Regions from separate parts of the Homo sapiens genome. Here region 2 is linked to region 1. A link is an interaction called in ENCODE POLR2A ChIA-PET data of the cell type or tissue named here. Cell type or tissue: A673. All regions are shown on one strand.

Region 1 (5,000 bases):
CACCAACCACTGTGTTACCGGTATCATTTTGAAGGATCTCTTAGCGTCAGTGAAAAGGGGAAAAATGGGTGGGTAAGATACTTAATTTAAAGGAAGTTTTCACTTATATTCTTGCATCTAACTTTAAATCCCTCTTTTGTTTGCATTGTGTCACTTAAACATATTTTATAATTTCAACATATTAGATACCTTAAGGTTTTGAATTTTATTGTGAAACGTTTTTGAAATTCTGATTAATAATTTTCAGATTGAAACACTGCTTTTGTATATATGGTACAGGCTATCTTTTCTTTTTGTGTATATCTGTACACTCAGAGGCATCTGTATCTGTCTATGTTTGTGTTGCTGAGGTTTATAGATAAATATTCAAATAGAAATACTAATGCAATTTTGAAGCCTAACTTGCATGTAAATGAGTGCATTTTCCTAAAACTATTGAATTCTGTACGTCTGATTTTTTAAAAATCAACCATCAGCAATCATGGATAGTCTTTTCTGAACAGTAGCTCCATAATAAAGAGAAGTCAATCACTATTAGAGAAGCACTGTAGGTGAAAGGCACTATAGTTCACACTTGATTTTGTAGCGGGGAGAGGGTACTTAGCTGTGAATCAGGAATGATGCAAAAGATGGATGAGATAGAGTTCAAGGAGCAGTAATGTGAGAGTCCAGGACAATCATTTCAAGCTGTCTCAGCAGTAATGATGGATGGCTTGGTGGTAAGAAGTAATAATACCAGATGATGAAAGATGCATCTCAGCACCTTGAGCCCGAGCACACCATCTACCTGTTGGGGTTCTGGGGCATAATGATTCCTGATTTGCAACCAAAGGGTTTTGCTGCACTTAGCAACCCAGATTTTTGGCAGCTGTGAAGGAAGCAAGTAGCATATCAAACACTCCTTCACATTGTAAATTTAATTACCTCATATTTATGCATAGTAGTTGTTGACAGGAACTTGTAAGCTATGCTAATATGGAAGGTAATTTGTTACCTCCAGAAATCACTTTCCATGTGTCTTCTGATCATTATCATGAAACATGATAAATGATCTAGCCCATGAGGTATAAATGAAAATGAAATAGATAATTGGATTCTATGTCTACATTGTGGCTGGAATAGTCACAGCAATTATAATTGAATTTATCTCATAAAAATGAGTTGGCAATACATCAGTGACCTTTCATCATTTTGTGCCTATGGTATTATATGAAGCTACTTTTGAGATGAACACAAAAAATGTATCATAATTCTTTTTAAAGAGTAATCTCTAACACTTAAATTTTCTATTTTCTTGCCTTATCTGCCTATATATTTTTAAGTATCTAGTTTATCTACAGCGAGTTTTAACAATTAATACTGATAATCCTTTTTTTATACTGAGAATAAAGTGTTTTGTTGTTACCAGTGCCTTGACTGAATGGCTTAGGAACAGTGTAAGACACTCTGATTTTTTTTTTTTTTTTTTTTAATGAACACCCTTTATTATTAGCAGCATGTATCTTTCTGCTGGGTGATGGAAGTGTGCCTTCTTGCTGAATCTGTGTGTTCTCTTTGATTCTTATAATATGTTTCTGATATACTAAAATAAAAGAGTTTGTTTTAAATATCACCAGACTTTTTTCTCTTTACCTTCTCTTTAAGTCACTTTAAATAATAATATTTTATTATTGACATAAAAACCCTATATATTCATTGATTTGATTAACATATTTGAGGATCACCATGTGTTAATTATTGGATTTATTGCTAATAAAATGACTAAGATGCATACTCTTTAGGGGGTTATAGTGCCATATGTAACTATGGTAATATCTAGTTTTCAAATTATAACATAATTTCTTTTTTCTCCACCAGCCTCTTTCCATGAGGGTCCAAGAAGCAAATAAAGCTTCTGTTTATGTTTTTGTATTTCTAACTAAGAAAGTCTATTCCAGATTCAGTTACTAACAACTATATGGAAAATAAGAAGTTATCTGGAAATGTGACTTATCTTTTGAATGAAATATGTCAATAAGCAGGGCATGTCCCTAGGGACATTTTCTCCCACTCTTATATTTTTTAACTTGAATTTTTTTTTTTTTTTTTTTTTTTTTTTTGGTCTGTGATGCAGATTCTCACTGTGTTGTCCAGGCTAGAGTTCAGTGGCACAATCTTGGCTCACTAGAACCTCTGCCTCCCAGGTTCGAGCAACTCTCCTGCCTCCACCTCTCAAGTAACTGGGATTACAGGTGCCCCCCACCACTCCCAATTTTTGTGTATTTTTAATAGAGATGGGGTTTCGCCATATTGGCCATGTTTGGTCTCAAACTCCTGACCTGGACCTCAAACACCATCCTAAGATGGTGATCCACCCATCTTAGCCTCCCAAAATGCTGGGATTATAGGCGTGAGCCACCACGCCTGGCCTTTTCTTGAAATTTCTTCACTTTCTTTCCTTTTGTTTTTCTTCAACTTTTAAGTTCAGGGGTACATGTGCAGGATGTGCAGGTTTGTTACATACATAAATGTGTCCCATGGTGGTTTGCTGCACAGATTGTCCCATCACCTAGGTATTAAGCTCAGAATCCATTAGCCGCTCTTCCTGATGCTCTCCCTCCCCCGCATACTTCCATCCAACAGGCCCCAGTGTGTGTTGTTCCCCTCCATGTATCCATGTGTTCTCATTATTCAGCTATCACTTATAAGTGCGGAATGTGGTGTTTGGTTTTCTGTTCTTGCATTAGTTTGCTGAGGATAATAGCTTCCAAGTCTCTCCATGTCCCTGCAAAGGACATGGTCCAATTCCTTTGTATGGTTGCATGGTATTTCATGGTATACATGTACCACATTTTCTTTATCCAGTGGGTCATTTATGGGCATCTAGGTTGATTGCATGTCTTTGCTATTGCGAATAGTGCTGCAATGAACACACACATGCATGTATCTTTATAAAAGAATGATTCCATTCTTTTGGGTATATACCCAGTAGAGGGATTTCTGGGTCAAATGGTATTTCTGCCTCTAGGTCTCTGAGGAATTGCCACACTGTCTTCCGCAAGGGTTGAGCTAATTTACATTCCAACAGTTTATAAGCATTCCTTTTTCTCCACACCCTTGCCAGCATCTGTTGTTTTTGACTCTTCGATAATCACCATTCTGACTGATATGAGATGGTATCTCTTTGTGGTTTTGATTTGCATTACTCTAATGATCAGTGATGTTGATCTTTTTTTTTTTTCATGTTTGTTGGCTGCCTATATGTCTTCTTTTGAGAAATGTCTGTTCATGTCCTTTGCCTACTTTTTAATGGAGTTGTTTTCTTCTTGTAAATTCGCTTAAGTTCCTTATAAACTCTGGATATTAGACTTTTGTCAGATGGATAGATTGCAAAAATTTTCTCCCATTTTGTAGGTTGTTTGTTCACTCTGATGTTAATTTCTTTTGCTGTGCAGAAGTTCTTTCGTTAGATCCCATTTGTCAATTTTTGCTTTTGTTGAGATTTCTTTTGGTGTCTTCATCATGAAATCTTTATCCATGCCTATGTCCTGAATGGTATTGCCTAGATTTCCTTCTAGGCTTTTTATAGTTTTGAGTTTTACATTTAAGTCTTTAATCATCTTGGGTTAATTTTTGTATATGTTTTAAGGAAGGGGTCCAGTTTCAATTTTCTGCATTTGGCTAGCCAGTTCTCCCAGCACCATTTATTAAATAGGGAATCCTCTCCCCATTGCTTGTTTTTTCAGGTTTGTCAAAGATCAGATGGTTGTAGGTGGATAGTCTTATTTTTGAATTCTCTATTCTGTTCCACTGGTCTATGTGTTTGTTCTTGTATCAATACTATGCTGTTTTGGTTACTGTAGCCTTATACTGTAGCTAGAAGTTGGGTAGTATGATGCCTCCAGCTTTGTTCATTTTGCTTTGGATTGTCTTGGCTATTTAGGATCTTTTTTGGTTCCATATGAATTTTAAAATAGTTTTTTTCTAATTTTATGAGGAACATCAATAGTAGTCTAATGGGAATGCTATTGAATCTATAAATTACTTTAGGCAGTATGGCCATTTTCATGACATTGATTCTTCCTGTCCATGAGCATGGAATGTTTCCCATTTGTTTGTGTCCTCTCTGATTTCTTGGAGGAGTGGTTTGTAGTTTTCCTTGAAGAGGTCTTCCACTTCCCTTGTTAGCTGTATTTCTAGGCATTTTATTCTCTTTGTAGCAATTGTGAATGGGAGTTTACTCAGAATTTGGCTCTGTGCTTGCCTCTTGTTGGGGTATAGGACTGCTAGCAATTTTTTCACATTGATTATCCTGAGACTTTGCTGAAGTTGCTTATCAGCTTAAGAAGCTTTTAGGCTGAGGTGATGGGGTTTTCTAGGTATAGGATCATGTCATCTGCAAATAAAGATAATTCAACTTCCTCTCTTCCTATTCAAATACTCTTTATTTCTTTGTCTTGCCTGATTGCCCTGGCCAGAACTTTCAATACTATGTTGAATAGGAGTGGTGAGAGATGACGTCCTTGTCTTGTACTGGTTTTCAAGGGGAATGCTTCCAGCTTTTGCCCAATCAGCATGATATTGCCGATTTTGCCTGTGGGTTTGTCATATATGGCTGTTACTGTTTTGAAGTCTTTTCCATTGGTTTATTGAGAGTTTTTAACCTGAAGAGATATTGAATTCCATTGAAGTCCTTTTCTGCATCTATTGCGATAATCATGTGTTTTTGTTTTTGTTTTTGTTTTTTTGTCTTTAGTTCTGTTTATGTGATGAATCACATTTATTTATTTGTGTATGTTGAACCAACCTTGCATCCCGGGGAAGAAGCCAACTTGATCATGGTGGATAAGCTTTTTGATATGCTGCTGGATTCGGTTTAACAGTATTTTGTTGAGGATTTTTACATAGATGTTCATTAAGGATGTTGGCCTGAAGTTTTCTTTTGTCTGTTGTATCTCTGTCAAGTTTTGGTATTTAGGATGATGCTGGCCTTATAGAAAGAGGTAGGGAAGAATCCCGCC
Region 2 (5,000 bases), 240 kb before region 1:
CCTCCCAAAGTGCTGGAATTACAGGCATGAGCCACCGCACCCAGCCAGCTTATAGAGTTCTTTGTCTGATTTTTGTACTACTATAGTTTTATCTCACAAAGTAAGCATATGGGCAAAAACAGCGTAAGTGTGAATGTGTTAGACTTTTCAGTTACTGAGTTAACATAGCACCTAATTCACATGCAAATATTATATATTTATTCCTACCCTTGGTTAATAGTCAATTTAAAAAATTGCACCTTGGGAAAAAAAAATCATTGTTTTTACCTAGAGAGCAGAGATGAGATTATTTTATTAGAATTTCTTCTAGGATTTTCTACTGTTGTATTTTCCCCTTCATTTTTTTATCCAGGTTTCCGTTTTGGAGAAAAAAGCAACATTGAAGAATGAGGTAGAGCCCTGGAAAAAAGTGTCCTTCTAGGTGTGTTAAGAATGGTTATAGAGATTGATATCAGATACCATGAGTGAGCAAAATAGTAAATTCTCATAAAATAATACATGAGTATAGGTATTGAGCTCTTTTAAATAATATCAAGTGATATAGATGAAGGAAGAAAATGTTAAAAGGGTTTTAAATAAGTCTCTTTTTCAATGGTGTAAGTATGAGATTTGTGAAGCCCTTTCCAGATGCATGTGTGTTTGCTTATGTTTAAAAAATCACTTGAGTGCAAACATTTAAACACATTTTATAAAACTGGCGGGCCAGGCACGGTGGCTCATGCCTGTAATCCCAGCACTTTGGGAGGCCGAGGCGGGTGGATCACGAGGTCAGGAGTTTGAGACCAGCCTGACCAACATGGTGAAACCCCGTCTCTACTGGGGGAAAAAAAAAATTAGCCAGGCGTGGTGGTGGGTGCCTGTAGTCCCAGCTACTCAGGAGGCTGAGGCAGGAGAATCACTTGAACCCAGGAGGCGGAGGTTGCAATGAGCCGAGATCATGCCATTGTGCTCCGGCCTGGGTGACAAAGCGAGACTCTTTCTCAAAAAAACAAAAACAAAAACAAACAGACAAACAAACAAAACTGGCATGGCATTGGACAGTGACACATAAGAAGCTGATGTCATCTTTGCCACTTAGAGAAGGCAAAATATCTTGTTAGATAACCCCTCTTAAATGCTCTGCTTGGCTAGTACTTTTTGGGCTTGGTCAGTGATTAGAGTTTAAGTTGTAAATGGTATTCATAATTTCTTGTCTCTGTCTCATCCCAAACAGATTAGAAAATCTTTGATTTTTGTTGGTAAGGAGCTAGCATCTTATTAATACAAAGCCTTGTGCATAAATTATTTCCAGTAATTATTTAGTGCCTAATGTGGCATGCTTTGTGCTGAGTGCTGAGGATAAAAGAGGAATAAGGTAAGATCTTTATAGTTTAGCAGAGGAGGATGTGAGTGGGCAGAAAAATGTTATGAGTTCTATAATAGGAATATGTATAGGGGAACTTGGTTACAGCTCAGCTTAATTGAGAAAGGGTGTGAAATGAAAAGACCAAACATTCTTTGCAGAACAGCTAAACAGTTGGAATTATATACTCAGATGAGTTAATGATTATAAATAGCCATCATTTATTATCTCTCCAGAACTCCAGAACCAAGGTTATAAAAAATGAATAGTTCTTTATTTAGTTCAGAAGCATTTGTGAAGTATCTATAGCATCTGTAACATGGCAGGCCCTAAGGACGCTGGCATGAATAGTGGGCCGTCATCTACTGGGAGAGTCAGTATAGCGTGTACGTGCGTTAGAGGTGAAATGCATAAAGGGGCATCCAACATGGCTGGTGGCTGGCCATGTGAACAAGACATTTGCATTTGCCACAGCATAAAGAAGGATATTTCTGAGTCATGGAGTATTTTATTATGTTTATTTGGCCCCAATATTTCCAAATAAAAAGAGGCCTTTGCTTTTGTGCTACAGGCGTTTCTTATCTTTAGGAAGAATGGGCCGGGCGCGGTGGCTCACACCTGTAATCCCAGCACTTTGGGAGGTCAAGGCAGGCGGATCACAAGGTCAGGAGTTCGAGACAAGCCTGACCAATATGGTGAAACCCCATCTCTACTAAAAATACAAAAATTAGCTGGGCTTGGTGGCACACGCGTGTAGTCCCAGCTACTCAGGAGGCGAGGCAGGAGAATTGCTTGAACCTGGTAGGTGGAGGTTACAGTGAGCCAAGATCGTGCCATTGCACTCCAGCCTGGGTGACAGAGTGAGACTCCATCTAAAAAAAAAAAAAAAGGCACGGTTTTGAATCTGCACACTCAAAAATGGCCACAGCTTTCCCGCTACTTTAAGCACTCATAATAGATTAAGCATGGGTCAGATCTCACCACTCATTAGCTATTGGGTCTGACCACTAATTATTTAGTGGATCTCTAGATCAGTTATGTAACATCTCTAAATCTTACTTTCTTCTACTGTAAATTAGAGATAAAAAAAGTAGCCAACTCCTAGTGGTTTTGTGAGCATTTAATGAAATGATCTATGTAAAGTGCTCAGCATGGTGCCTGACATATGGTGGAGACTTGTTATATGTTAGCTATTATTATTTTCTCTTAAAGTACTTTAATAAACTGCATATAATTTAATCCTCAGAATAACTCCAAAATTAGGATTTCTCTTATTTCACAGGTCAGGTAGAAATCTTGGCATTCTGGCAGGGCTTTTCACTACCAACCAAGATAACAGCTTGCTTATTCAAACCAGGAGCTGCTTTTAGTGTTGGTAATGATTTCATAGAGAGTGATGCTATCTTTTTTTCATTAAAGTGGGATGATAAACATTTTCGTACCCCCTCACCATGTGCAAAGCACTGTGCTAAGTATTTTAGAAATAGGAAACTTGAAACTGGGATCATCCTTGTCCTTAAGAAGCTTACACTTTATTATGATAAATAAGATAAAAATTTAAGTAACTATGCAGTAGAATATACTGTATAGTTTTGAAAAGAAAAAGTATTACTTGACTTTGTCTTATTTAAGCTTTAGATATTCTGAGGGGTAAAAAACACAAGATTGCAGTTGTTAGAAAAGCTGTTTTGAGCATTTTTCCCCTACTGTTTTCCTTAGTTTTATTTGCAAGCTGGAGCAGGTATTAAAGATGAAGTGTTCTGGTGGGAGCGGTAGCCCAGAGTGCTTGAAGCATTGCTAATTTCAAACCTTATAATTTAGTTAAATTGAAACATAACTGCATTTAGATGAATGGGCTGCTAGTTTTCCTTCCCAAAGCAAACATGCCAACCTCTCATTACTTCTTGTCTGTGCTACGGCTTCTGTGCTATTCAGATCTGCTCGTTTACACATAATTGACATGTAACAGTGTCACAGACTTTTTATTTTGCAGAAAGAATTTTTAAAAAATTAGGAATGCTTTCCATAGCATGCCGTATCAATTATTCTACATTTTGAAGTGAGAATGACAGAGTGATCCAGAAACTTGGTGTTTCTGTGGAAAGCGGTTTGTACAGTACTTGGCTCATGCTTTTACAGACCTGGGAGTAAGTGACACAGTAGGTCTGATTACAAATACAGTTTATCTTCATTTGGAATCCATGACTTCTATTAAATTTAATTACTTCCCCCGTGGCTTCTATTAAATTTAATTAATTCCCCCTGCAGCTGGCATGGTAGAGGTGCTGCTGCTAAATGAAGGTGATTGCTAATTGAGGGAGTTTTCTGAAAGAGGTTTTACCCTTTCTCTTGTTTATCTGGAAATCGCTTATCCAGCCAGACATCTGAGAACATTAGTGAGAAGTGCAGGTTGCAAAGTCATAGGTGAGTTCATCACCGTTACTTAGAGAATGGTAGATTTTTTTTTTTTCTTTTTCTCTTGGATCTGATTCTGCAGTTAACATGCCTTTTGGTGAGAGGCCAGTGTAGGATTCTAATTGAAGAAAACTGGCCCAGTCTTAACCTATACAAGATGGAACATGTTAGGTCTATATACTTGGAATTTTCTAGCAACCCTGTCGAGGTTAATTGTTGCTCAGTTTCAAAAACAAAAGAAAACAGGTGAAAGAATTCAGCATCAGGAGCAGTTTGTTACCCATCCAATAGCCATTATTTGGTGGACTCCACCAATGACAGTAAGCAGTCTTATTGTTAATATGGTTTACCTGGTCATACAGCTATAATGATAATGTAAATATCACTATACATTCCTAAGGCAAAACAAGAAAACTCAAAACATTTAAAAAAATCAAATATATAATTGCCATTGCTTTGCTTCTAAAAGTTGGTCAAATATTAGGAAGAAAAATGTATACTGTAATTAGAACTACATGCATTTAATGCATTTTTATTCTCATCCTTTCATGTATATATGTAAGTATATATATATACATATACTTTATATGTAAGCATATATATACTTTATATAAATTACCCAGTCTCAGGGAAGTTCTTTAGAGCAGTGTGAAAAGGGACTAATACAATAGATGATGCCTAAAGCTGAAAAGTCACGAAGCAGCTATATAAGCATATTATACAAATATACTTTATATGTAAGTGTATTTATACTTTCATATATATAAAAGAAAGGATGAGAATAAATGCTATTTTATAGTATTTATATAATATACTATTATATATAGTATTTATACTATTATATATAAATTATATATAGTATTTATACTATTATATATAAATTATATATATATATATATATAAATAAAATAGTAGAGTTGGGGGTCTTGCTATTTTGCTCAGCTGGTCTCCAACTCCTGGGCTCAAGCTTTCCTCCCACCAAAGTGCTGGGATTACAGGCATGAGCTACCGCACCTGGCCCTTTTATTCTATAATAGAAAGGAGCTCTCATTTTTTTGAGCATCAGTGTGTGCCAGAAATTATATATATACTCTACACACATACTTTATATGTAAGTATATTTATGGTATTGTATATAAATGTGGAATATATGTACATTAATTTTCCTAGCAGTCCAATGAACTATTTTATACATGAAGTGTTGAGACTCAAATTCTTATCTTTTCTCTCAATAATTTCACCT

What was found. Peaks named below come from ENCODE experiments on the same cell type or tissue, not always from the same donor. Only the 100,000 strongest peaks of a DNase experiment are listed, where the experiment ranks them.
Region 2: POLR2A ChIA-PET joins it to region 1 with 5 read pairs; 3 of 35 experiments call an interaction of 5 or more read pairs at or near these places.

The regions. Positions count from the first base shown.
Region 1 is chr6:128,202,877-128,207,876 of GRCh38, reverse strand. All of the region lies in intron 6 of PTPRK (protein tyrosine phosphatase receptor type K), which reads left to right. Among named protein-coding and RNA genes, the nearest start is that of PTPRK-AS1, 180 kb to the right of the region's middle. In A673, no CTCF peak of the experiment used is centred here; a DNase peak (open chromatin) is centred at 3,066.
Region 2 is chr6:128,444,860-128,449,859 of GRCh38, reverse strand. All of the region lies in intron 1 of PTPRK (protein tyrosine phosphatase receptor type K), which reads left to right. Among named protein-coding and RNA genes, the nearest start is that of PTPRK, 73 kb to the left of the region's middle. In A673, no CTCF peak of the experiment used is centred here; no DNase peak of the experiment used is centred here.